Linked DNA regions of Homo sapiens: region 2 is linked to region 1. Evidence: read pairs that join two places in POLR2A ChIA-PET (ENCODE). Cell type or tissue: MCF 10A. All regions are shown on one strand. Links, peaks and the distances in the headings refer to the core of each region. The heading gives the core; the rest is flanking DNA.

The links. Peaks named below come from ENCODE experiments on the same cell type or tissue, not always from the same donor. Only the 100,000 strongest peaks of a DNase experiment are listed, where the experiment ranks them.
Region 2: POLR2A ChIA-PET joins it to region 1 with 8 read pairs; 2 of 35 experiments call an interaction of 5 or more read pairs at or near these places.

Annotation. Positions count from the first base shown.
Region 1 is chr2:9,100,323-9,107,455 of GRCh38, forward strand. It overlaps LOC105373414 (a long non-coding RNA gene), which reads left to right and starts at 2,262. Exons shown (of 6, transcript NR_187861.1): 1 at 2,262-3,838; 2 at 3,957-4,264; 3 at 4,674-5,216; 4 at 5,534-5,650; 5 at 6,089-6,244; 6 at 6,389-7,133. RefSeq lists an enhancer at 4,132-5,331. In MCF 10A, for the core only: no CTCF peak of the experiment used is centred there; a DNase peak (open chromatin) is centred at 2,799.
Region 2 is chr2:8,839,341-8,846,026 of GRCh38, forward strand. No RefSeq gene overlaps it. Among named protein-coding and RNA genes, the nearest start is that of KIDINS220, 5.1 kb to the left of the region's middle. In MCF 10A, for the core only: no CTCF peak of the experiment used is centred there; no DNase peak of the experiment used is centred there.

The DNA of each region.
Region 1 (7,133 bases), core at 482-5,481:
GCACACCTGTGGTCCCAGCTACTAGGGAGGCTGAGATGGGAGGATCACTTGAGCCTAGGAGGTCAAGGTTGCAGTAAGCCATGATCATGCCTCTGCACTCCAGCCTGGGCAACAGAATGAGACCCTGTCTCAAAAAAAATAATAATAAAAATAACTATGCAAAAAATATGACTTTATTTTTCTATATTACTAGCTCCCTCTCCTGGGGCATTCACTACTAATCTCAGTCATATTGGAGTTCCCCTGTCTTCTTTTCTCTGGGGTTCTAGGTAAGTTCCAGGGGCAGGGTGATGGTGGCAAGCATTACATAGTTCTGAGCTTTGGGAAAGGGGACGTCTCATCTTCACCGTCATCTTCACATGCTAGTTTCAACTTGTGTTATTAACAGAAACTTCCGCTGTCCCGCCTGACCTGCAGCCAAGCATCCACACAGTTTGTCCACAAGGCCCTCCCCTGGTCGCTGTCCTCTCAGTTATTCTCAGTGTTACTCTCGGACCCAGGAGCGTGATTCAGCAGCTCCTGCGCGGTGGGAGGTGGACAAAGGCTCAGTCCACTTGGGCATATCATAACATTTCTTCTCCTAGAAGCCATGACTTCTAAGGGTTGGAGCCTCCAAGCTTCTTTGGGATTTGGGACGTCCCTGAGGCACGCAGCCTGGGGAATGGGCTGCGCAGCCTGTTTTCTCTAGAACCTGAGCATGCAAGCACCACTCTTGCATTCTGATTCTCCAACCCCTCGCCTGGGAGGAGGCGAGAAAGGCTTGCCCTTCACCATATCTTCTCATCCCACATTTTCTGTTACATATGTTGCCTATGCCCTGAGTCCTTTCTGTTCCTCTAAACACCTGTGTTTGTTTTGTGTTTTTAGGTGTCATTTATATAGAAGAAAATGCGGCTGGGTGCAGTGGCTCATGCCTGTAATCCCAGCACTTTGGGAGGCCGAGGCGGGCAGATCACTTGAGGTCAGGAGTTCAAGATCAGCCTGGCCAACACAGTGACATTCTGTCTCTACTAAAAATACAAAAATTAGCTGGGCATGGTGGCACGTGCCTGTAATCCTAGCTACTCAAGAGGCTGAGGGAGGAGAATCGCTCAAACCTGGGAGGTGGAGGTTGCAGTGAGTTGAGATTGTGCCACTGTACTCCAGCCTGGGCAACAGAGTGAGACTCTATCTCAAAAAAAGAAAATGCACAGATCTTAAGCACTCAGTTTGAACAATATACAGAGCATCTCCCTCAACCCAGAAGGTTCCCCATGAAAGGGCCTAGACTTTTGAAAACCAAAAAAGTCCCCCCCTTATTTTCCTCTACCCTGCTCTGCTCATTCCCTTTGGGGAGGTAATGATCACACTCTGGCCTACCTGCAGCTCCTAACGGTGCCAAGTACATAGAGAAATGCCAAGGGCAAGGGGCAACCGTGAGATCGCATCTTAAACAGTATCCTCACATGAATCTCCCAATAACAAAGAATTATCCTCGTGACATTCACTCAGTACATTATAGTCCACTGAGCGCTCTCACTCTGTTCGTCTCATTTAACCTTACAATGTATTATTCTCACAATGTATTGTATTTGTATCCTTACAATGACCCATGTACAAATTATCATGCCATTTGGCAGATGAGAAAACTGAGGCCCAGAGTGAAGAGGTAATTTTCCAATGCTCCACAGGTGATACATGTCAGAGATGAGACAGGATCCAGATTCATGCCACTCCGTTTGTTTCCAGAGAATCTAATCATTACCAGCCTTCAGAGGGCAGAACAGAAAGACAGTCACTGATGCAGAGGATCTGAAGGGCTCCCAAGCCCTCCTCTTACCCAGCGCCACTCAAATTCCCCAGGACGGGGCTGCCTCCTTTCACTCCCCACTAGTTCTTACTTGGTGTTAAGCCATCAAAGACCTCGATGAATTGCCCCTGTAGAGGGTACCATGAAGACAGGGCCTAGCAAGTTTACTTCAAGGAGAAAAAGTGCCGGAAATGAAACAGATTAAGACAGTGGCCCACAGCACGGCAGGGGCTGACCTCCCGGGCCGCATCCAGACATTCTCACTTACAAGCAGTGTGATTCTGGGTAATTAACCAAACCTCTTTAGGCCTCTGTTTTCTCACATGTAAAGAAAAGATAATCACAGAATCTCCCTCAGAAGGGTTCTTATGAGACTTCCATGATATCATGCAGGTAAAATATCTCCCTGCCTGATTTGGAGTAAGCATCCATAGATGCTAGCTAATATCATTATCGAAAGGAGGCTGTGAAAACACGGACACTAATATTTCACTAGTGTGTCATTGACGCTGCAGCAAGACTACATTACCGTTTTGAAGTTAAATAAAACATAGAGATAAATCTCTGAGTTTAACATGTTTTATTTGGGAAGCAACAACTGCAGTTCGGGGGATAGACACAGAACGGTGGCCTCTCGTATGTCCAAAGAACAGAGAAGTTTGGAGGTTTTATGAAGAGGAGAAATGCTGTGTATTGTTTTGAAATAAAGTTCCTTGGCACTAGTAAGGTTTTGGGGATGCTGGCGAACACTGATTTGTGGGTGATGGTGTTAGATTTCAGCAGGTTGTTCCAGTGGCTGTTAGATAAAACTGGTTTCAGGTTACACCTGGCAGTTCCAGCAGCCAGGTCTGCAGAGAATCGTATGCTTGAAGGAACGTCTTGTGCCTCAAGCGCTTTACCCGCAACCTCTGGACTCTGTTTTAGTTGAGTGTGACAAGAAAGACCCAAGGCGTATGAAGCTTTGACCCTGTTTTGTAAACTCCCTTTGATGCGGTCAGAGTTCATTTGGGGAAACTTCTGGGAATAGTCAACACGGCCGGTTGGAAACGGAGGTGGAATTCAGTGGTTACAGCAGAAGCCTGCACTCTATCGTCCAGTGAGAGCAGCCCAGGGATGGGCACTCATGAAGGAGAGTGATGCTGCCCACAGGAAGCAGGCCAGTGCTGAGCAGAGAGAACCACAAGAAAAGCAGACAGGTCTGCCCGCGTTTGAGCTGGTATCACTTGCCCAGCAGGCAGGCATGGGGTGACACATGACTGGGCGAGCCACTCGCTGGGTGGGGCATTCACACAGGTCAGCTCAAACCAGATGGAGCCTGGGACTGTGACCAAGGAGCGAGTGAAGGTCAAAGCCACACATGGGGCTGAGGGGCCAGGTGGCCGCCTTATGAGATCGAAGGCGGGAAGCTTTGGAACAGGGCAAAAAGGGGAGCCCAGGGTGAGGGGAGAGGGCCGAGCAGCTCGGATCTCTGATGGTGAGCTGTGCAGAGATGGGGAAGCGCCTCTTTTCCTCTTTCATGTGGGTGTCAGGGGGGGTCCAGGCCTGAGGGAGCCAAGCTGGAGGGTGCAGGGTTTCGCGTCTGCCTCGGAACTGGATGTTTGAAAGCAAAGGTGAACGGCCCAGCAGGCCCGCTGGGGCACTGGGAGAACTGGTTTTTGCCATTTTAGGAATTGTTTGGCTTTGGCTTTTTTTCTCACTAAGAAATTGGAATCTGAAAGAGCCTTTCAGCTTATTGTTGAAAATCCATCAGGACCTGAAAATTAGAGACCGGGCCTGAGCTTTCAGCACATTTAAACTCACGGGAGCGAGGTGGAAAAGCCACAGGAAGTGGATGCACTAATTTAGAAAATAGGGAGAGGGAAGACAGCGCCTGTCCCCTCCCTGATTGACCACAGGTAACCCCTGGTCTCTCTGTCTACTGAGGCTGAGTGGCCTGTTCTGGGTCTGACTACCCTACCCTGGGGCCTGACTCTGCCCCGCCCCTCGCAACACTCAACAAACGCTTGTGGAAGGAGTGAACAAATGACAAGTCACGAAACCTAAATACAGGTATGTCACAAGAAGCCCTCCAGGCAGCGAGTCACTTAGCACTGCACAGGTAGCAACTTTCTAAAATATTTTACCTTTAGTATTGTCATTTCATATTTCTGTCTTTCTCTTACTTTAGTGTACTATTTTATGGTGTCTTAAACCATCACGCAATTCCACGGGTATGCAGCACAAAGAATTGAGAAGTAATTCCGATAAGAGCAGGGGAATAGTAATTGAAACTGACACCCATGTGACACTTTACAGTTTACAAAGTGCATGGGTCGCAATTCCAGAGTCTTCAGCTTTGGAGGAGACTGAGGTGCGGGACATGGAAAAGAAGGTCATTCTCTTGGAGCCCCAACAATGACCAGGAGAAATTCATTTGGCGGTAAAACCACACGAACCCTATTACATCACCAAGCCCTCACCGTTTCCAGCACCCAGGTGAGTGGATGGGGTAAATTCTCCACCAGTGACTGCAGAAGGAAACAAATAAAAGGAAAGGGGGCCGGGCGCGATGGCGCACGCCTGTAATCCCAGCACTTTGTGGGGCCGAGGTGGGTGGATCACCTGAGGTCAGGAGTTCGAGACCAGCCTGGCCAACATGGTGAAACCCCATCTCTACTAAAAATACAAAAATTAGCCAGGCCTGATGGTGTACACTTGTAATCCCAGCTACTCGGGAGGCTGAGACACGAGAATCACTTGAACCCGGGAGGCAGAGGTTGCAGTGAGCCGAGATCGTGCCATTGCACTCCAGCCTGGGCAACAGAGCGAGACTCTGTCTCTAAATAAATAAATAAAGGAAAGGGGTACGGAGACAAGCAGCCCAACCCTATACATTTGTCCCCAGGGTCTCTACAAAGAGGCAAGCTGGGACTGAAATCTCTCCCGAGTGTGGAAGACGGACGGGAGCAGCAGCCGGACAGCACAGCTCAAGGCCGAGAGGCTCACTGGGTGACTCGGGCCGCTTTGGGGTGGCTGTGAGAAGCGAAGGGAGGCTGACTCGGGGTGTGGTGGGGAGTGAAGCCACCACCTTATTGCCTAGGCCTTCCCTTGATGCACTTGGAAAATAAGTTGCTCTTTCTTCACCGGGTGGGGACATTAATTAATGTTTGCAAAAGTCTTTATGATCCTTGTCAAAAGGTGTTCGGCCGGCTCTAATTATCCAGGTTTCAGCTGCCACCGCTTCCATCTCAGCACAGCATCTCTGCCCTGGAAGATGTCAAACAAGATTGCTGTTGTCAGGATGTGCATCCAGCTCATGTGGATTTCTATCTGCATCTCCAAATACTGCCCAGATTCCAAAGCCCTGCAAGGGGATGGTATCTTGTTTGGGGAGATGAGACCTGTGCCCCGCCCAGCTCCACCCCGTAAGAAGGCAGCTGCCTGGGAGGTATAATTTGATAAGTTTCTGGAAGGACTCACACATCCAAAACCAACTCCCCATGTCTTCTCATGGGGGCCGGAAATTCCTCCACTAAAAATTCACTCCTTCACGGGTCTTCGATGCTTTCTCAAGTAGTCTAGGACACGGTGGTGGAGGGAGAACCAGCCCAGGAGCCAGGCAGCCTAGCCCTGGGTTTCCTCCTTGTGTGGGTGCTGGCTCTGCCCTTACCGGCCTGGTGACCTGGATAAACTCATTCTCTTTCTTTCTCATTTTTTCCACCTAAAATGGCAACGCTAATGCCTGTCTCACGTGCTGTCGTGCAGATTAGATGAGATAATGGATGTGAACGCCAAGTGTTGCAGAGACGTAAGCGGCATTATCGTTACTGAAATGTCCCAGCCAGATCATCCCCAGGAGGGATTAATGGCCCACCAGGACAGGTGGGCACCTGGGGTGGTCGGAAGAGCCAGGAGAACCACAGCAGGGAAAAAGACTTCAGGAAAGGAAAGGAGAGAGACCCCACCGCTGGCACAACCACAGAAGTTTTGGGGATGAGGAGGGGCTCTAGATATTTCCCCACTTCCCCAGACAGCCGTGTGCCCTTACAGGGGAACTGAAGCTGCCCACCCGGCTCAGGCCTGACCCCCCAGGTACCTGCTGCCCCAGGTGTGCGGGAGGAGGGTGATGGCAGACGGACACCCACCTGGTGAAAGAGCCAGTCAGAAAAATAACTGAGCGTGCCTGGGTGCATGCAGACACATCCCCAGGTAATTTAGACAAAAAGGCCCCGTGTTGGCACGAGTAGCCCATGGATGTCAGACCAGAGTAATTGCTTTCTTTGTCAGAATTTCCTGCATAATTTCCTCTCCTTTGTTTAGCTGAGAGAACCTGGCCTTGCATCTGGGAGTCTGCTTGCCAAACATGATTGGGTTCTTAGAGATGAAAGACACAGAGTGAGCTATTTTCCATAAACACACTGGCACATGTGTTAATTACTGCAAGGAGAAAACCAGCCCCCATGTTTCACGTGGGAGGTGCGTGGTGCTGTGGGGGGAGCGATGGGTGGAGGGAGGACACCCTTCAGGATCACAGTAGCTACTTCTCACCAGGACACTGCTGCCATCCAGCCTTTGTTCTGGGCATTTTGCGTTAAAAATCTCATTTAATCTTCACAACAGGCCTGTGAGGCAGAATCCAGGAATGGAAAGAACTCGGGTTTAGAAGCCAAACATTGCTGGATTTAGTTCTGTCCTCAGCCACTTACTGAGTGAACGGGGCAAGCTACTTGCTTACTGGAGCTTCAGTTTTCCCGTCTGTTAAATGGAAATAATACTGGCTTCAGTGTGTTGTGAGAATTCCCTATAGTAATGACTGTGAAACAGCTGAAACCCTGCAGGCAGGTGGTAAATGATAGCTCTCGTGTTGCCCTTTATGGATAAGGATGCAAGAAGTTTAGGATGGTTGGCCAATGCCACACTGCTGGTCAGCAGCAGAGCTAGGTCCGTCTCCCTGCCAAAGGCAGGCATTTTGCTCAGAGGCCACCAAACCCATACCCTTGGTGGCCAACATGGCAGCGGCCGGATCGGAGTCTCCCCCCAGTACTTTGTAAGCCCATTGAGGGTAAGACTATGCATCAGATCTCTTGGCATCCTTGGTATCCTTGGCAGGTCTCTTGGTATCCTTGGCATCCTCTCTCACAGTGCCGTAAATGTTCCTTAAATGGATGAAAGCATTCAGGAGCACCTAGAATAGATTGAGCAGATAACCGCATAACAGGTGTCCACTGTGTGCATATAACTTCAGCCTCTTCTGCGTTGTTGGGACATGAAGTCCCTTCGCTTTGCATGGAAAATAGTCTAGGCACCCCCTGGCTGACTTGCCACGATGCCTGTCCTCAGGACAGGAAGAAGGATGGGCCCAAGG
Region 2 (6,686 bases), core at 1,650-6,649, 260 kb before region 1:
AAGAATAGAGATGAGAAGGAGGGTGGCCCAAAGTTCCAGGAACTGTCAATATTTGCCAGCCTTGGGGCTGGGGTGGCAGCATGGGAGGGGGCAGTAGATGGAGCAGGGGTCAGCCTCTGAAGGGCCTTGAGTGTTAAGTACCATTTGGGAATTTGTTCTAGGGAAATAGAAGGCCACTGAAGGGATTAGAAGAGTATCAAATTTGTCCTATGGAAATAGAAGGCTGCCTCCCCCAGCATCCACTACCCTTCCCACCACCCCCCAACCCCATCTTTCCTCAGCCTCCAGCTGTTTCCCTCAATCCCCTCCATCCTCCTCTTATCCTCTCACTGCTTCCTCCACCCTCTGCCCCCACATCCTCCCCCAACTCTCCCCACACCCCTCTTCCTCCCATCCCCCCCTCTGTCCTCCCGTCTTCCTCCAGCCACCCAAGCCTCTCCAATCCTCCCACCACTTCCCCTAGTCCTCCTTCTGTCCTCCCTCATCCTCTTCCCTCCCTCTCTTGGTAGCACAGTTTAGCACTCCCTCCTGGAAATATTTCTTTTTTTTTTTTTTGGAGACAGAGTCTCGTTCTGTTGCCCAGGCTGGAGTGCAGTGGTGCGATCTCAACTCACTGCAAGCTCTACCTCCCGGATTCACGCCATTCTCCTGCCTCAGCCTCCCGAGTAGCTGGGACTACAGGCGCCCGCCACCGCGGTCGGTTAATTTTTTGTATATTTAGTAGAGACGGGGTTTCATCGTGTTAGCCAGGATGGTCTCGATCTCCTGACCTCATGATCCGCCCGCCTCAGCCTCCCAAAGTGCTGGGATTACAGGCGTGAGCCACCGCGCCCGGCCCCCTCCTGGAAATATTTCTTCTCCTGGGCTTCTATCCCATTCTTCTGGCAGCTCCTTCTCAGATTCCACCTCCCATGAATTGTTGGGGTTGCAGAGTTCTGTCCCCACTGGACTCACCCATACCCCTCCCACCCACCCTTGCTCCTGCGTCACTAGTTTCAGAGACCTGGCTCCAACCCTAACCACCAAAACCGGAAGTTGGAAGTCATCTTCCCCCTGATTAAATGGTCAGTTAATCAGCCCATCACCTGACTGTAGCCACTTTCATCCCAGTGATCTGTTTAAAGGCCTCAGAGCTCCCAACCGGGACTATCCGAATACCCCCAGCAACTCTCCCTGCTAACCCAGTAGCCCTGCTAACCATTTCTCCACAAGCTTGCCAGCTAATGCCACTTCTTTCATTAAACTCTTCAGTGGCCTTCTGTTTCCCCAGAACAAATTCCCAAATGGTACTTAACACTCGAGGCTCTTCAGAGGCTGGCCCTGCTCTGTTTCCTGCCCCCTCCCACGCTGCTACTCCCACCCCAAGGCTGGTAAATATTGACAGTTCCTGGAACTTTGAGCCGTGCTCCTTCTCATCTCCATTCTTTTCCAAAGTGATGTTCTCCAACCTGGACATTCTTCCTAGCCTCATCCAACCGAATGTGATGGGCAAATTCTATTTAAGATACAGCAGAGGGGGTCACCTCTTTTGTGAACCTTCCTAGTGGACCCCCACAGAGTTGGCCATTTCATTCTCCGTGCTTATCTTCGTACTGCACAGTGCCTGGGACAGTGTCAGGACTCAGAAAGGCTGTGTTAAAGAAGGCACATTTAATCTCTGTCCTTGTTCTCTCCCCGACTCTAAGGTCGACTTCATCCTTATATCCCACCATACCTCCGACACCCCCTCCTCCACCCCGCCCTGTTTACAAGAGTGGCTGCCCTTAGCAAAGCCATTACCAAAGAAATCACACCATTTAGGTCTTCATTGTATGTGTGGGGGTATTCTCTCCTTGTTTCATGAGGGTATGAACCCAAAATATCTGAGACAGTCTCAGTCAATTAAGAAAGTTTATTTTGCCAATGCTAAGGAGCACCCGTGACATACTCTCAGGCAGTCCTAAGGACATGTGCCCAGGGGGATCAGGGTACAGCTTGCTTTTAAACATGTTAGGGATGCATAACACATCAATCCATACATGTAAGATTTACATTGGTTCCATCTGGAAGGGCGGGACAGCTGGAAGGGAGGGGGTGCTTCCAGGTCATAGGTAGATTTAAAATTTCTCTGATTGGCAATTGGTTGAAAGAGTTATTATCAGTAGAAAGGGGTTTACTTTCTACTTTTTAAGACTTTACTTTTTAAGTCCAAGGTTTTATTAAGCAGGTGAAGCCGCCAAGTATCAGGCTTCAGAGAGAATAGACTGTCAATGTTTCTTATCAGACTTTATGTCTACATTGATGTTAATGCTGGAGGGATATAAAGAGGCCTGACTCCCTCTTCCATCATGGCCTGAACTAGATGTTAAGGTTAACTCTGGAATGCCCTTGGCAGAGAAGAGGGGTCCATGCAGACGGTTGGGAGGCCTTAGGATTTTATTTTTGGCTTACAAGCGTCACGTCAACTTCTGATGAAGCCGTCCATGCTCCTCGCTGACAACTTCTGATGAAGCCGTCCATGCTCCTTGCTGGCTTTCACCTGAGTTGCCGGGTTGACACATGGGTGGTGCTTTTCAATGGTTCCCGACCTATGCACACCGCAATCATCTTTTTAAAATCACCTTTTTAAAAATCAAGATTGACATTTATTGGCAGCAAGGCCTAGGAATGTGAATTTTAAAAGATCTCTCCAGCTGATTCTAATGAAACACCCTGTCAGACTTGGTTTCAGTTCCATTGTGTCCCAATCAGTGATTTCAAATACCAACATCCTTTTTTAAGGTCAAGCAATGTTTGGAGGACCCACAGAGGACAGCAGGTGTCCTTCTAGTCATCACCGATTGTGAAAGCAACACGGGAGTTGCAGTTTGTGTTCTCGCAGGGATCTGTAGCCCCAGAATGGGAAGCTGTGCTCCAAACATAAGGAACTATGCGAATAATCAGCAAGGCATTTGACAGCTTTTCTTGGTGGGTTTGTGGACACAGGAAGTGTGGGTTCTCTATCAGAGGTTGGTCACTGAAAGGGGTCACTGAAAGGGCTCACTGCAGTGTGCTGGTTAGTGAAATGATGACCCAGGAAGATGGGGCTCCTGAAGCCTTCGCCTCCCCCATCAAGCTCCATTTTGAGAAGGGCCGCCCTCATTCTAACCCCCACCCCACCTCTCTACCCCACCTCTCACCCCAAACCCCCTAGTACCTCTGCCCTCATAATTTCTGTAACTCCATCCCTCTACAACAAGCCCAGGACACTGGCTTTAAGCAGTTCCAGGCTCATGCCCAGGCCGAGCTCTGCCCACCGGGTGTGAGCCATACTGAGTGTGTGTGAACCTGCACAACTGAAACACGTCTCTTTGAGGAACCTGGAACACAACAGTGAGCAAGGCAGAAGGAGAGCGAGGGAGTGCTGGGCTCTCCAGCTTGGGTGGTCCAAACACCGCTGAACTTTCCTGGGGGTTCTCAGTAAAGAACTCTGCAAATGTCCATCTCAGAAGACACAGGAGGTTCAGTCCCAGACACCAATAAGACAATGCCCATGCCACCTGAACCTCCTGCTCCTCTCCCCAGCAAAGAAAAATCCCTGAGGATACGCAGCATGCAACTTGTTCTTTCTTAGGAATGTTTTGGAAAGCAATCCAGATAACAGCCTGGAAAGAAGTTATTGGAAACAGGCTCGGCTGTAGCCACATTTTGATGGAGGAGGAAAGGAGGGTCGGACGCCAGGTGTGGCAGGGGGCAGATGATGGCGGGCTGGTGATGAGAAACCCTAGCCCCTTCCCCCACTGCAGATCTGAACTGGAGAGGGGAGATCCTTGGGTTCACTATTTTTGCTATTATACTGGGCCAGGCATTTAATTACTAAAAATGATAATTTGTAATGACTAAAAGTGGCAAGATAACATTTTATGATGTAAAAGCGACAAGAAAAATTATGAAAATGATGAGCCCTACTCAGAATTCCTCCAGGGATGGGAGGCAAGAGGTCTATAGGCCCATAGGCCCAGGCATTCGCAGGAGTCGTCCTGAGGAAAAGGCAAGTTGCTTTGCAATTCTGCTGTACTGCATTCACCTGTCTCAAATGATGGTGACATTAGGCCAGGCGCGGTGGCTTGCGCCTGTAATCCCAGCACTTTGGGAGGCTGAGGCGGGCGGATCACCTGAGGTCAGGAGTTCGAGACCAGCCTACATGGCGAAACCCCATCTCTACTAAAAATACAAAAATTAGCCAGGCGTGGTGGCACATGCCTGTAATCCCAGCAACCTGGGAGGCTGAGGCAAGAGAATCAGTTGAACCCAGGAGGTGGAGGTTGCAGTGAGCTGAGATTGCACCACTGCACTCCAGCCTGGGTGACAGAATGAGATTCTGTCTAAAAAAAAAAAAAAAATTCATATGATGGTGACATTTAGTAAATTATATCTATTTTAATCACAAATATTTCCTCGCTCATGCCAAATGCTGTTTATTTCTTTCATACTTATGAGCTCTAAAACTCATATTTTACAAAGATATAACTGTTGTAAAGTATAACAAAAATTATTTCTCCTCAGTTTTGTTTCAAATATATCCCTCTTTCCACATTCTTTAGTTTTTCTCATGGTTCCTGGAGCCTAAATCTTTTTGGCAAACGCATCCCCAGGGTTTCACTCCAGCAGAATCACTCATATCAGCTGAAGGGTCTGTCTTCTGGACTTGCTATGTGGTTTTTATGTAGAGGGAAAAATAGGAGTTATCTTTCCATTCCTCACCACTCTGCCCATCAAGACTATAATTTAATCGCCCTTTCATCTTTTTTAACAGTATCAGCATACCGAGATGATGATTTCAGCAGTCCAGGTTTCAAGTTCATGGTAATTACATTTTCCATAGAAGTCTGAAGATGTTTTGCGTACCACATTGCTTTAAAAATTGTTCTTCTCTGATTATAAAAGGAATATGAGTTCATTATAAAGAATTTGGAAAATACGTAAAAATTTGAAGAGATAGGTCCCCTAATCTTATCACTCTGACTTCTTAAACGGAGATTTAAAAAATAATTTTTATTGACTGGGTGAGGTGGCTCAAGCCTGTAATCCCAGCAGTTTGGGAGGCTGAGGTGGGCAGATCACTTGAGGTCAGGAGTTTGAGACCAGCCCTGGCAACATGTCAAAACCCCATCTCTACTAAAAATACAAAAATTAGCCAGGCATGGTGTCACGTGCCTGTAATCCCAGCTATGTGGGAGGGTGAGGCAGGAGAATCGCTTGAACCCGGGAGATGGGGGTTGCAGTGAGCCAAGATTATGTCACTGCACTCCAGCCTGGGCAACAGAGCGAGACTCCATCTCACACAAAACAAAACAAAAGGAAAACAATAATCATTATTAACCAAACTCGCTATTGGAAAGGGGAGGGGTAGGAAGGATGCTCCTGAGATGTTATGTTTTGTGGGGTATGATGCTGTTGATGTCACTTCTCTTGATATCTTTGCCAGCTGCCTCCCTGACCCCTTTAATCAGTACATTCCTTCTACAGAAAAATATGTAGAAGGAAGTTTGCCTAACTCCAGGATGGCAGCAGAAAGAAAAGGAATACACAAGAGGACAACGTTTAGAACAAATATGAGAGGCAGGAGAAGAGAGGCAAATGCACAACCCTGTGTTCAAAGGCCCAGTTCAAATGGGGAGACACAGAGAGCAAGAGACAGAGACAGGGAGAGATGGTTAGAGGACAAAGAAAGGGACAACTGAGTTATCTGTTGTCTGCAGGTCATATTCATCAGTTCATGTGAAAAGCTGTCGGGTTTCAGTGGGGTTTCGCAAGCTCAACATACAGGGCAGACCATGTTCATGTTGCCCACCCACTGCCTGGCCACAGCTGCTTCACACTCTAGAGCTGCTTGCTTTTATTATTATTATTTTTTGAGACATGGTCTCACTCTGTCACCCAGGATGGAGTGCAGTGGTGCCATCAGGGCTCACTGCAGCCTCAAGCTTCCAGGCTCACGCAACTCTCCTGCCTCAGCCTCCTGGGTAGCTGGGACCACAGGCATGCATCACCACGCCCAGCTAAATTCTTTAATTTTTTGTAGAGATGGGGTCTTGCCAGGGCTGTAAAGCTGTTTTCATCATCAAATTCTTACCCATTAATAGAGATGGAAGACTTAGAGAGTCCTTCTTCTTGGGAGTACAATCTAGTTAGTGAGACAGGTGATATACTAATGGAAGATATTATCAGTACAAGATAGTATAGGCAAGAACCGAGGAAGTGGCAGCTCGGAAGAATGAGTGGTCTCCGGGGTTAAGGGGAGTTGCGTAAATGCCCTCAAAGAACGGGAACGGTCCGGCAGGGGTCAGGTGAATGATAGCAACCATAAGGTGGGATGGGCACCGCATGGCCAGGAGTTCTGCTCAGGACGGCCGTCCAACCACACTGGCTCACAGTCTCAAACCAAAAGTATTTTCAGGGCAACATCAAGTTAGCAAGAGGTTCAGTTCCTTCCTCTCTTTCTTGAAAATTGGGATCTTTGCTCATTTCCAGGGTCTTGGCATCTCACCCAATGTAGGTTGGCACCTTGAATCTCCATTAACCTCCAAAGCCAGAGTTCACTCACAGCACAGATTCCCATGAAAGGGAACAAGAACTGGAATAGAGACAGTTAATATTGCATTCGGTCCACTGGTGCATTTTTAACCCCTTCAACTCTATGAGAACTATGGGTTAATATTAATTTT